2 separate regions of the Homo sapiens genome follow, and region 2 is linked to region 1. A link is an interaction called in ENCODE POLR2A ChIA-PET data of the cell type or tissue named here. Cell type or tissue: HepG2. All regions are shown on one strand. Links, peaks and the distances in the headings refer to the core of each region. The heading gives the core; the rest is flanking DNA.

What was found. Peaks named below come from ENCODE experiments on the same cell type or tissue, not always from the same donor. Only the 100,000 strongest peaks of a DNase experiment are listed, where the experiment ranks them.
Region 2: POLR2A ChIA-PET joins it to region 1 with 6 read pairs; 4 of 35 experiments call an interaction of 5 or more read pairs at or near these places.

The regions. Positions count from the first base shown.
Region 1 is chr16:89,258,945-89,267,050 of GRCh38, reverse strand. No RefSeq gene overlaps it. Among named protein-coding and RNA genes, the nearest start is that of ZNF778, 45 kb to the right of the region's middle. In HepG2, for the core only: no CTCF peak of the experiment used is centred there; DNase peaks (open chromatin) are centred at 4,830 and 5,230; H3K4me3 peaks cover 1,402 bases.
Region 2 is chr16:89,544,964-89,550,936 of GRCh38, reverse strand. SPG7 (SPG7 matrix AAA peptidase subunit, paraplegin) reads right to left here. Exons shown (of 17, transcript NM_003119.4): 11 at 4,177-4,279; 12 at 2,824-2,934; 13 at 328-443. Among named protein-coding and RNA genes, the nearest start is that of RPL13, 13 kb to the left of the region's middle. In HepG2, for the core only: no CTCF peak of the experiment used is centred there; DNase peaks (open chromatin) are centred at 4,936 and 5,606; H3K4me3 peaks cover 978 bases.

The DNA.
Region 1 (8,106 bases), core at 3,811-6,310:
CCCCTGCCCACAGTTCCCTGGCAGCTGCAGCTGGTGAGGGTCCGCGCTTTGAGAGCCCTGTCCTGGCTGGAAGGCAGCTCAGGCAAGCATGGAGATGCGAGGCCTCTGCTCAGAGGATCTTGGCACAGAGGATGCCTGCCAGGACCCTCCAGCCAGTGTGGCTCCAGGAGACTGTTGGCCCCCGGCGTGACAGGAGGGTGAGCTGATGGAGGCGCCTCACCCTTTTCCTTCTGAGCTGTCTGTCCCCTGTACCTGGGTGCTGGGGAGGGAGTGGCAGCTACAGAAACAACCCCCACAGAAGAGCAGACACTGCCCGTGCATCAGAATCAACAGGGTCCTGGTCACTGGGTCCCCTGCGGAGGAGCCCGACCTGGGAGGGTCCCTGAGCCCTGCCAGGCTGAGCCAGTGGCGGGGGCAGTGGCTTCATTCCCCCAAAGGCTGCTGTGAGCTCCCTCGCCAGCTGGGCCCCTGCGTGGGGTTGGGGGTAGGCGTGGGGCCATGCCCCCTCTCCTGTCTTCGATCTGTGAACAGAACTTTTGTGGATTCCCTCCTGTTCCCTTCAGGGCTGAGCCTGAGCAAAGGCAGGGTTGTCCACCTCATTTACGGGCTTGGGGTGGGGGTGTGGAGAAGCCAGAAGGTTCCAGTCTATTTTTCTGGGTTCGGATTAGCTGTGGTTTGTTTTGGGGGCTTCGTGGGTTTTTGGGGGTTTTTTGCTTGCTTTTGAGATGGAGTCTTGCTCTGACCCCCAGGCTGGATGGAGCACAGTGGCGCAATCTCAGCTCACTGCAGCCTCCACCTCCTGGGTTCAATTCTCCTGCCTCAGCCTCCCGAGTAGCTGGGACTACAGGCGCCTGCCACCACACCCGGCTAGTTTTTGTATTTTTAGTAGAGACGGGGTTTCACCATCTTGGCCAGGCTTTTTGTTTTCTCCACACCCCCTCAATCACAGAACTTTGGTCACAGTAAAACTTCCTTTAAGCCCTGCCTTAAAAGAAAAACCTGAGTCAGCCTGTGTCACACAGAGCACGCTGCAGTTCCAGCCCACAGTGGTGACGACGTCCCGGCCACCATGCTGTGCCTCCCTGTCTCGGGTGCCCACGAGGGGTGTCAGGCGAGAGCAGCTCCCTTCCGGCCCCCACCCTGGTCTGCTGGAGTCTCGGCTCCCGTGCACCTGCCAGAGATGCCGCACATGCGACTCCCAAACAGCCTCCTGCCATAGGGGACGAGAGACAGCCTGCCGCCCCTCAGAGAGACTTGTGAATAAACACTGAGAAACGTCAGAGTACCCAGAACCGCAGGAGCCTGCGTGCCAGCCTGGAGACCCTGCTGCCCGGGGCCACCCATGTGGGCTTCAGACCGCTCTCGGGAGTCTCTGGCTGGAGCTGGAGGAAGATGGCGTAACCCCACTCGCTCAACTACATCCATGGACCCCAGCGCTACCCAGCTCCTGCCTGGGAGCCCGGGCTCTGGAGCAGGCTGGCTCTGAGGGTCCACCACCTGTAACTCAAGCCTTCCTGATGCCTTCCCTTCCGGAGGCTCTGAGGACTGCCATTAGCAAAAAAAAAAACAAAAAACAAACAAACCCAAAGCACAGAGCAGGTGAGTGCTCGGACCCTAGGCACTTCAGGGAAGCCAGCACCCCTCCCTGGCACAGGGTCCCCCTCTCAGGGAAGCTGGCGCCCCTCCCCGACACAGGGTTCCCCCTCAGGGAAGCCGGTGCCCCTCCCCAGCCGAGGGTCCCCCTCTTAGGGAAGCTGGCACCCCTTTCTGGCACAGGGTCCCCCTCTCAGGGAAGCTGACACCTTGCCAAGGCGTAAGGCCCCAGGCTTCAACAGAAAAAGGAAAGAAATATGGCGGCTTTTGCTGCTGTAGAAGAGAAGCTGGTGGCTTTTGTAAAACCTGGAAGGAGGTGAGAGGTTTTTGTGGAAAGCCCGTGAGCCGTCAGCTCCCCGCACAGAGAGCGCCTGCTCTGCCCAGGAGACCGTGCAGCATCTGGCAAGACAGGTCTCCATTCAGGGGTCGCCATTTCCAAGCGGCAGCTGGGCCTGGGCCTGAGCCTGGCAGGAGGGGAAGGGCCCCAGCACGTGGAGCCGCACACAACCTCCACCCACCTCCCCCCACACCAGGGAGCTGCTTTCCTCCTTCCCGCTGGGGGACAGCGAAGACAGTCTCACAGGAGAGTAGAAGGAACTGGGCCCAGCTTGGCTCTGTTGGAAAGCAGAATGAAATACTGAAGCTAGAGAGAGGGACCCACAGGCAGTGAGAAGGCAGCCGTGGCATCAGCAAGAGCTCAGCTGTGGCATCAGCAAGAGCTCAGGGACGAGGTGCAAGTTGTACACCACAGCTGGGGGAGTGCAGTGGTATAAACCCCAAAAGCCCCATTACTGGGCACAGAACGTCACTCACATCTGAAATTACCTGTGATAAACTGGAAACATGGCTCACACCTGTGGTCCCAGCTGCTTGGGAGGCTGCAGCAGGAGGATCACTTGAGTCCAGGAGCTCACGGCGGTAGTGCACCGTGAGTGAGCCTGCGAACAGCCATTGCCTTCCCACCTGGGCAGCTCAGCAAGATCCTGTCTCTAAAACCAAAAATCAGGCTGGGTGTAGTATTTCACACCTATAATCACAACAGGAAGCCAAGGCAGGAGGATGCTTGAGCCCAGGAGTTCATGTCCAGCCTGGACAACATAATGAGACCCTGTCTCAACAACAACAACAAAGAACAGGCATGGTGGAGCGCGTCTGCGGTCCCAGGTACTCGGGAGGCTGAGGCGGGAGGATCGCCTGAGCCCAGGAGGCTGAGGCTGCGGTGAGCTGTGATGGTTGCTCCAGCCTGGGGGACAGAGCAAGACTCTGTCTTCAAAAAAAAAAAAAAAAAAAAGATACCAGCCGGGTGTGGTGGCTCACGCCTGTAATCCCAGCACTTTGGGAGGCTGAGGCAGGTGGATCACGAGGTCAGGAGTTCAAGACCAGCCTGGCCAACATGGAGAAACCCTGTCTGTACTAAAAATATAAAATTAGCTGGGTGTGGTGGCACAAGTCTGTAATGCCAGCTACTCAGGAGGCTGAGGCAGGAGAATCGCTTGAACCCGGGAGGCGGGGAGGGAGGTTGCAGTGAGCCGAGTTCGTGCCACTGGACTCCAGGCTGGGCCAGAAGAGCGAAACTCCGTCTCCAAAAAGAAAGAAAAAGGAAAGATACCAAGTTAAAATCGCAGCAGCCAGAGCCATTTACCCTGCAGTCAAGACCCCCACAATTAAGAAAAGGGGAAATAAATGACAATTCAAAGCAGCTACATAGAGACTGATTATGTCCCAGGTCAGAACCTCTGAGGGGGTGAGCTGATATGACAGAAAGGACGCAGGACTTCCAGGGTAGCAAGTCCCTCTGAAAATCCCTCCTCGAGAAAAGCAATGACACCACTAGGGAAAAAATTGTCAAAATTAACTTTTTCAGAACTCTGGAAATTATTAACTAAGGCTTGTAATAATTTAATGAATGTTTATTAAAGAAAAACAGCCGAGGCTTGGCATGGTGGCTCATGCCTGTAATCCCAGCACTTTGGGAGGCCGAGGTGGGTGGATCACCTGAGGTCAGGAGTTCAAGACCAGCCTGGCCAACATGGTAAAACCTCGTCTCTACTACAAATACAAACAGTAGCTGGGCATGATGGCACATGCCTGTAATCCCAACTACTTGGGAGGTTGAGGCAGGAGAATTGCTTGAACCTGGGAGGCGGAGGTTGCAGTGAGCCAAGATTGCACCAGTACACTCCAGCCTGGCTGACAGAGCAAGACTCCGTCTCCAAAAAGAAAAAGTAAAAAGAAAAACAGCTGAATATTGGTACAGAGAGCTTTGTCATTTTAACTTGCCGTGTTTCATTCTCCTTACTCCAACTCTCTGGTGCTTTGAAAACTAGCAGCCCAGAGAGGCAGGCTCAGTATGAGCCCCCAAAAGTCCCACCCCAGAGAGAGCTGTTGCCATCTTGATGGGGACAGGAGGTAGAGAAATTCTAGGCAGACAGGGGCAGGTTCCTGGTGAAGCCCCACCCTCAAGCTGAAATGCCTGAGACCATGGCCCACCTTGAGAACTGCCATCCCTGCTTTCCTGCCCTCATGTTGCCTGTTCCTAAACCACCATGGTCCCACCCTGCCCCCCGCCATCCTGTGTCTATAAAGGCCCCAGACTCAGCCAGCAGAGAGGAGAAGCAGCTGGATGTTAAGGGACAGCTTGACGGTGTCACTTCAGAGAAGAATCCATCTGCAGACACAGATGTGGCCAGACTTCAGGGGAAGATTACCTTCCCGCCCCATCCCCTTTCCAGCTCCCCTTCCTGCTGACAGCCACTTTCATCAGCAATAAAATCCCCCACATTTACCATCCTTCAATTCGTTTGCGTAACCTCATTTTTCCTGGATGCCAGACGAGCTCTAGAGCCACAGGTGGATACAAAAGGCGGTCACACCGGCCCTTTGCCTCTCACCGGCAGCCTCACGCGAAAAGGCAGAGGGTCCACTGAGCTGTTAACACTTCAGCTGTCTGTGGACGGCAGAGCTAAAGGAGCCCCGTAACACGCCCTCTGGGGCTTTGGGGGGCACAGGTACCCCGGCCCTGGATGCTGCACGGGGCCTGCACAGAGTTCACTGCTGCCGGCACCCAAAAGCACCTGCTCCAGCTCCTGCACCTGCTCACCCTCCTGCAAGGGGTGGAGCACAGAGGGTCCAAGTGAGTGGAGTTTGAACCCACCGGTGCCTAAACAGCCGGCCAGTTCCAGCGATCCTGCACTCCAGTCCTGCCTCATTGGCCCACACACTCCCTCCGCGAGGGGTTGAGGGCGGCAGGCTGAGTAAACCAGGCACCCCATTACGACTCCGGTGAAACAGCCTGCTTCAATCTCACCTCTGGCAGCTCCCTGGAAAGCATTCATAGGCCTGTGATATCTGGCCTGCCCTGCAGTTCGCTCAGTGAGAAAAGCCCCCTTTCCACAGCATTGGTCAGAAACAATCAGTGGCACCGTTTAACCACACAGCTGTCCAAGGCACTACCCACTGGGGCAGCCGGCACCTGCCCAGAAAGGACGAGGTGAGGAACGAGGCGCCTGTGGGGACCCGGGCAGCACTGACATTTTCCTGGGGACACGGAAAGCCCTGGGCACGTGTGGGTCTGTACGCACGGCCAGGAAGGGACAGAACATTCTCTGATCTCCCCTTGGCTGATTGAGGCCTTGTGCAAACAGAAAGCGAAAGCTACAGCAGAGCTGGAAACTGCTGGAAAAGCCTCCCAGCCAGGGAAAAAAGACTCACTGAATCGAGGCATTTAAGGAAACTGTACAGTACAGAGCGTTCACTGGTCACACAGCAAAGGGAGTAGAGAATTAGTCCAGAAAAGTCACTAAACACACAGAAGCAGCAACCAAACCACAAAGTAACAAAACCTGGGGGATAAGAACAACTGGTCTCATCATGTTGCTTTAAATGTCTACTTTTCAGCAAAAAAAAGCAGAGAAACAAAATATCACCCATAAATGGGGGGAAAAGCCATCAATAGATACCATCCTTGGGGAAGCCCAGATGCTGAACTTACTAAAGACTTTTTTTCTTTTTTTGAGATGGAGTCTCACTCTGTTACCCAGGCTGGAGTGCAATGGTGCAGTCTCAGCTCACTGCAACCTCCACTCCCCAGGTTCAAGCGATTCTCCTGCCTCAGCCGCCTGAGTAGCTGGACTACAGGCGCGTGCCACCACGCCCGGCTAATTTTGTATTTTTAGTAGAGACAGGGTTTCACTACATTGGCCAGGATGGTCTAGAATTCCTGACCTCGTAATCCGCCCGCCTCAGCCTCCCAAAGTGCTGGAATTACAGGCATGAGCCACCGCACCCGGCCGACTTTTCTTTTTTTTGAGAGAGAGTGTCGCTCTGTTGCCCAGGCTGGAGTGCAATGGCACAATCTCGGCTCACTGCAACCTCCACCTCCCAGATTCAGGCGATTCTCCTGCCTCAGCCTACAGACACACACCACCACCATGCCCAGCTAATTTTTGTATTTTTAGTAGAGACAGGGTTTCACTATGTTGGCCAGACTGGTCTTGAACTCCTGACCTCGTGATCCACCCACCTCAGCCTCCCAAAGTGCTGGGATTACAGGTGTGAACCACTGTGCCTGGCCTTTTTTGCTTTTTTTTTTTTTTTTTTGAGACGGAGTCTCACTCTGCCGCCCAGGCTGGAGTGCAGTGGCGCTATCTCAGCTCACTGCAACCTCTGCCTCCCAGGTTCGAGCAATTGTTCTGCCTCAGCCTCCCGAGTAGCTGGGATTACAAGTGCCCACCATCAGGCCTGACTAATTTTGTTTGTGTTTTTAGTAGAGATGGGGTTTCACCATGTTGGCCAGGCTGGTCTCAAACTCTTGACCTCAGGTGATCCACCGGCCTCAGCCTCCCAGAGTGCTGGGATTACAGGCATGAGCCACCGTGCCTGGCCCTTTTTTTCCTTTTAATAAGGTCTTGCTCTGTCACCCAGGCTGGAGTGCAGTGGCATGAACACAGCTCATTGTGGCCACGACCTCCTGGTCTCAAGCAGTCCTCCCAACCTCAATCTCCTGAGTAGCTGGGATGACAGGCACGCATCACCACACCTGGCTTTTTTTTTTTTTTTGAGACGGAATCTCTCTCTGTGGCCCAGGCTGGAGTGCAGTGGCGCAATCTCGGCTCACTGCAAGCTCCGCCTCCCGGGTTCACGCCATTCTCCTGCCTCAGCCTCCCAAGGAGCTGGGACTATAGGTGCCCGCCACCATGCCCAGCTAATTTCTTTTTTTAGTAGAGACAGGGTTTCACCGTGTTAGCCCAGATGGTCTCGATCTCCTGACCTCCGTGATCCGCCCGCCTCGGCCTGCCACTGTTGGGATTACAGGCGTGAGCCACCGTGCCCAGCCAACTTTTTTATTTTTTGTAGAGATGAGGCCTCACTATGTTGCCCAGGCTGGTCTTGAACTCCTGGGCTCAAGTGATCCGCCCACCTGCGCCTCCCAAAGAGCTGGGATTACAGGCGTGATCCACCACTCAGCTTAAATAAAGACAAAGTCAGCTGTTACGAATAATGTTCAAAGCACTAAAAGAAATTATGTTTAAAGAACTAAAATGGTAGTATGAAAATTGTCATTGTCTCACCAAATAGAAAATACAATACAGAGATAAATTATTCAAAAAGAATTAAATGGAAATTCTGTAGTTGTAAAGTAATTGAATTTGAGTTGGTAGAAGCAAGTATCAGCAAACTTGAAGATAGGTCAATTGACATAATGAAATGTGGCCAGGCGCCGTGGCTCATGCCTGTAACCCCAACGTTGTGCTAGGCTGAGGCGGGCAGATCGCTTGAGCCCAGGGATTTGAGACCAGCCTGGGCAACAGGGCAAAACCCCATCTCTACAAAAACAATTAGCCAGGTGTGGTGGCATGCACCTATAGTCTCAGCCATTTGCAAGGCTAAAGCGGGAGGTTCATTTGAGACCAGGAGTTCGAGGCTGCAGTGAGCTGTGACTGCACCACTGCTCCAGTCTGGGCGACAGAGTGAGACCACCCTGTCTCAATTAAAAAAAAAAAACTATTGATGGGTTTTTAATGTATGAGGGTATAATTTACATATACTTTGCAGCACACAGGAGGAGAAGACAGTGTTGGAGCTCATGGTTTGTATCCTGTTGAAATTTACCTACTATCTGGCCGGGTGCGGTGGCTCACACCTGTAATCCCAGCACTTTGGGAGGCTGAGGCAGGTGGATCACAAGGTCAGGAGTTCAAGACCAGCCTGGCCAACATGGTAAAACCCCATCTCTACTGAAAATACAAAAATTAGCTGGTTGCGGTAGCGGGCGCCTGTAGTCCCAGCTACTTGGGAAGCTGCGGCAGGAGAATCACTTGAACCCGGGAGACGGAGGTTGCAGGGAGCCGAGAATGCGCCACTGCACTCCGGCCTGGGCAACACAGCCAGACTCCGTCTCAAAAAAAAAAAAAAAAAAATTCACCTACTATCAATTGAAACTAGATTTTAGTTCATTATAATCCCAACAGCAATCCTTTTTTTTTTTTTTTTAACTCAGAAATGTCGTAAAAG
Region 2 (5,973 bases), core at 3,474-5,973, 280 kb before region 1:
TCATTTGGGGTGGACAGGCAAAGGCAGCGAAACCCCATTGCATGGTGTAACCTTCCACGAGTCACCCCAGTAGCAGCACCATGCTCCGATGTGACACAGCCCACTCCTGCCTCCCACGTCCGAGTTCCCGCCCATCAGTCGCCACCCACCCTGCTCCATGGATCATGACAGTGGCAGGCTTTCCTCTCACATGACCTACAGACACAGGCGGGACTCCCCAGTCAGCTACAGACACAGGCGGGACTCCCCAGTCAGCTACAGACACAGGCGGGACTCCCCACCCACCTTTGGCCAAGGCCCGTGGAGCCGGCACCTGCCAAGACCCACCTTCATCACGGCCTCCGTGTGCTCCAGCATCCAGCCCACCAAGGCGTGGCCCGACTCATGAAACGCAACCACTTTCTGTTCTTCCTTGGACAGGATCTTGCTCTTTTTGGCAGTCCCTGAAAGAATGCCGGGGTATGAGTTGGGCGCGGTGGCTCACGCCTGTAATCCCAGCGCTGTGGGAGGCCAAGGCGGGCGGATGACCTGAGGACAGGAGTTCGAGACCAGCCCGACCAATATGGTGAAACCCCGTCCCTACTAAAAATAGAAAAATTAGCTAGGTGTGATGGCGGGCGCCTGCAGTCCCAGCTACTTGGGAGGCTGAGGCAAGAGAATCACTTGAACCTGAGAGACGGAGGTTACAGTAGGGCAAGATCATGCCACTGCACTCCAGGCTGGGCGACAGAGCAAGACTCCGTCTCAAAAAACAAACAAAAAAGAATGACGGGGGGGTGAGCTGAGACCCCGGCCTCTCCCTGGCTGGGCCCTGCTCCTGCCCCGTGTGGTCAAAGCAAGCCTCTCTCTGCACATCTGCCTCTTGGAGCTGCAGCTGCGGCTCTGGACACCCCAACTCAAAACGACACTCTTCAGGTCAAAGGGCTGTTGAAGGAGGTCGTGATTTCTTCTTTTATAAATGTTGCAATCATCGAAATAGCTCCTGCTGCTTTTAGGAACAAGTGCAACCCTCTGAGGAGTGTCTCCTCCTGCCCCATGGTTGGGGGGGTGCCACAGGGTCGGGGCAAGGGTCACAGAACAGCAGCTTTTGACTTTCTCCCTGGCAGGATGGGCAGAGGCCTCCTCTGAGTTACGGGCCTCCTGCTTACTTTCCCTCTCCCCTCAGACCTGGAGGCGCAGCTCCCATCCCCATCACTTTCTGGATCCTTATGGCTTCTACTCACCCCTTCAGAAGCTTTTTGCCTCAGGGACAAGGCTTTTTTTCTGTCAGTGACAGGGTCTCACTCTGTTGCCCAGGCTGGAGGGCAGTGGTGCGATCACGGCTCACTGTTGCTTCAACCTCCCAGGTTCAAGCAATCCTCCTGCTGCAGCCTCCTGAGTAGCTGAGACCAGAGGTGTGCTCCACCACCATGCCTGGCTAATACTCTTTATTCTTTTCTTTTAAGAGATGGGGTCTTGCTGTATTGCCCAGGCTGGTCTCAAACTCCTGGCCTCAAGCAACCCTCCTGCCTCAGCCCCCAAAGTGCTGGGATTACAGGCATGAGCCACAGTGCCCAGCCAGGGACAAATGTTTGCATTAAATCTCCCCTGTTCAGCTTACTGGTGAGGCTTCATTTCCTGTCTCAGATTTTCCACACATCTGTAAGTGTCCATTCTGTACAACTTGAATCAGCTCGTGGTCCTGAGCACTCAAGTACGTCATGTATTTTCTTTCAACTGGCTTGTGGTTCCCACTCAGTCCTTCCTGCTTTGCTACTATTATCAAAAGCTTTTCGATTTCCACATAAAAGTAAATGGTTACACGAAAATAAATTTCAGTAAGACACAGGCAGCGCCAGTCCTCTCGACCCGCAGGGCTGTCGGAGAGAAGCCAGGTGTGTTTTGCAGTGTCTGGCACAGCAGCTGCCCCACTCCTCTGCAGGAACCCACTGCTTTCCCAAGCTGAAGCCCTGGGGACCTGCAAGAGGCGTGTTCGTGCTAGGAATTCACTCGAATTGAGGGTGAGGAACTCGGTTCTCGCAGGGATAGCTCGCAAAGGAGGCTCGTGCTCCTCAAACACCTGGGGCAAGAACCACTTCCCTTTTCAAACGTTCAACCTGTCTCACACTGACAGTGCGGGTCTGAACTCCATTCCATGAGATGACTGATCACGTCTGGGTGTTGCCATCATAGCTATGGAAACCTCCAGCAGCTCCGATTCCCAGTTTGGTCCTCTCTCCTCACAGACGTCGCAGACCCCACACTGAGCAGCCACGGAACGGCAGTCAGAGGCGGTCAGCCCACCGGTCACCCGTCACCAAAACTCATCTCCCGTTCCTACTGACGGTCGGGACCATGAGTTTCACCAGAGGTGGTGCTGCAGATCCACACCTCTCCGCAGAGCCCCTGCTGCGCTGAAAGCACGGCTGTCCCTCCACAGCCACGGGCGGCAGCAGCCCTCCGGCCCACAGTCAGCGGCTGGAGCTCAGCCCCCATGAGGCTGGGGCTAGGCTGAGCCCACCACACCCAGGCTGGCAAGACATTTTTAGTTTTTATTATTTTTATTTTTGGGGGGCATTTTTTATTTTTATTTTTTCACTTTCTTTGGCAAGGCATTTTTTATTTCTGTTGGACGAGCGTCTACTCTTAGGTAAATCTGTGATATTTTAAACTAAGGAAAAGTACAAGGTATCATAAAGACATGAGTTACGCAGAACTGAAACGCAACGTGTGTTCCTTCCTGTGTGATGGTTCCATCCACCTCACCTCTCAATACCTGCCTGGGTATTTCTGGGGTTCAAGCCCTGCTAAGGAGGGCCTTCACCCAGGGCGCGCCCCCTGTACCTGCGAGGACGCGCTCCACGGCGTACTCGAAGTTGAGAGTGTGCACGGAAGTGTGTCCCTCCCGCGCCGCGTGCAGCGCAGCCTCATTGCAGATGTTGGCGATGTCAGCCCCTGTCAACACAAACAGCCACGGTGTGGGTGGGTGGGTTTCTGCTATCAGGGCTTAAGAGGAGGAAGGGGCCCTCAAGGGAGAACAAAGATGGCCGGGCATGGTGGCTCACCCCTGTAATCCCAGCACTTTGGGAGGCTGAGGTGGGCAGATCACCTGAGGTCAGGAGTTTGAGACCAGCCTGGCCAACAGGGTGAAACCCTATTGCTACTAAAAATACAAAAATTAGCCGGGCGTGGTGGTGAGCGCCTGTAATCCCAGCTACTCAGGAGGCTGAGGCAGGAAAATCGGTTGAACCCAGGAGGCGGAGGCTGCGGGGAGCCAAGATCACGCCACTGCACTCCAGTCTGGGCGACAGAGTAGGACTCTGTCTCAAAATAAATAAGTAAATAAATAAAAGGAAGAACAAAGAGGGAAAAGAGACCAAGAACCAAGAGTGCTGGTGAGAGCGTCTGGGAGAGAGGCACGGGGAGCTGGCGCCAGGAGCAGAGCTGGGGAGAGCGGCAGGCGCCGGCGCCAGGAGCAGGGGTGGGGAGAGCGGCAGGCACTTGCACCGTGTTCCACTGAGGCCATTCCACAGACGAGACACAGAACCGCCAGGCTCCATCCGCCCTGACGCCCGTCTCTCCTCCCAAGGGCAGTTAGTTCCACACCCCATCTTGTGGCTGATTCCACCTAACAGCTCATGAGCATTGATGGCAAAGAAATTAAAGGCTCTCTAGTAACCACAAAATTCTAGTGAAAGACCCTAACGAATAATCAAAGGGCAAATTCATCTCATAATAAAAGGGAGGTTTGTTGACATTAACTTTTAAAATGTGAACCACACAGCAGGAAAAGCATCTTGAGGTATGATTTCTATTTCTACAACTTGACAGAGACCGTGAGGGTCAGAGGGAGGCGGCTTTGCCGGGACTGCGTGGTCTGACTCTGGGTCTGACGGGAAACGCCGGCATGACTGGTCACTGTGTGGAAGCAACATAACTCCACTATCTCTGGAAACAACACAGACCGGGAACCACCGTCTGCTTTTCCACCCCGGGGCGGAGGACGGAGTGCGGGTGCCGTCTGGACCTCCTGCTGCCCCACATACACATCAGCTCCCTCCCAGGCTTGTACTGAGCAGAGGCCCCCAGAGAAGGAGCAGCGCCCACCCCACAGAGGAGGCCTCGATGCTGTTTGCGCAGGTGACACCACCTGCCCTCAGGACGTGACGCTGCCCAGGCTGCGGGTTGAGAACGTACCACTGAATCCTGGTGTCAGCTCTGCCAGACGCTGGGAGTAAAAGGTGCTGGACTGGGTCAGCTTCAGGCTCTTCAGGTGCTGCTCAAAAATCTCCCGCCTCTCCTGCCAGAACCAGGGGAGGAAAGACAGTCGGGCTCAAGCCTAGTTACTGCCACAGGTGCGGCATGTTTGTCTGTGGGGGGGGGGGGTCCCCAAGTAGCTGGGATTACAAGTGTGTGCCATCATGCCTGAGTTTTGTATTTTTAGTAGAGACGGGGTTTCGCAAAGTTGGCTAGGCTGGTCTCGAACTCCTGGCTTCAAGTGATCCACCTGCCTCGGCCTCCCAAAGTGCTGGGGTTACAGGCGTGAGCCACCATGCCTGGCCACAAGCAGCATTTTAAACACGAACAGAACACTGTTGGATGGCCGGGCCCGGTGGCTCACACCTGTAATCCTAGCACTTTGGGAGGCTGAAGTGGGCAGTCTGGCCAACACGGTGAAACCCCATCCCTACTAAAATACAAAAATTAGCCAGGCAAGACGGCGGGTGCCTGTAATCCCAGCTACTCGGGAGGCTGAGGCGGGACAATCACTTGAACCTGGGAGATGGTGGTTGCAGTGAGCCGAGATCGCGCCGCTGCACTCCAGCCTGGGGGATAGAGTGAGACTGTCTCAAAAAAAAAAAAAAGAGAACGCTCTTGGAAGGAGAGGTGGGTGGGGATCACTTGAGGCCAGGGGTTTGACACCAGCCTTGGCAACACAGCGAGACTCTGTTAAAAATTAACCAGCACGGCGGCGCACGCCCATAGTAGTCCTAGCTCCTCAGCTTGAGCCCTGAAGGTTGAGGCCGCAGTGAGTGGTGATCGCAGCACTGCACTCCAGCCTGGGTGACAGCGCAACACCCTTTCTCTAAAAATTGAAAGAAAAATTAAAAAGAAAAAAGAAAAAATTATAGCAGAATAGCTAATGAAGCACGTCACACACAGCAAATGCTTATTCTGCAAAACTTCCAATTCCCACACATGTTCCATGCGTCTAAATCCTGATGTAAAATGTTTCTTACACAGTCAAAAAGCCAGGAGCCGCCCTCCCCTGGAGAAGCTGCCCTCCCCTGGAGAAGCCGTGTCCCCTGGAGAAGCTGCCATCCCCTGGAGAAACAGTGTCCCCTGGAGAAACAGTGTCCCCTGGAGAAGCCATGTCCCCTGGAGAAGCCGTGTCCCCTGGAGAAGCCATGTCCCCTGGAGAAGCAGTGTCCCCTGGAGAAGCCGTGTCCCAGCGGGAAGGGCTTCTGCTCCGCCCTTCACTCTCCATCCCAACAGAGACTGAGCACCGGCTGAGAGCCGCTGAGCCCAGCCCTGCTCCCCAGGCTGCACTGATGGAACATTAACCCACCAGCAGACCCGGAGGCCCTCTCTCCAAACCCTCCGCTCCATGAGCTGAACTCCTGCTCCCTCAGGGCAGCAACAAAGGCCCTTTGGCCAGGAAGTGTAACGTCCAACCAGAGCCCTGTGACAGAGGAGGGATCAGGCGAGAGGCCTCAGGACTTCTACTCCCACCCCAATTTCAGGGCAGCTGCACAGTCCACGTCCCCAGAGCCCACGCTACGGATGGAAGGAAGTGATGCCACACAAGAATAAAGTTTCCCACAATTTTTCCTCCTGGATTTTGTTTCAAAGGATTTGCTATAAAAACCAGACTGATACCCAGGATAAAAGGAAAACCAATAGCAGGTGAACAGAACTGCAAAACCCCGAGCAGTGAGTGCAGCCATTGGGCAGGTCTGCCAGGGGGCGTGCAGCCAATGTGGGGGCCACAGC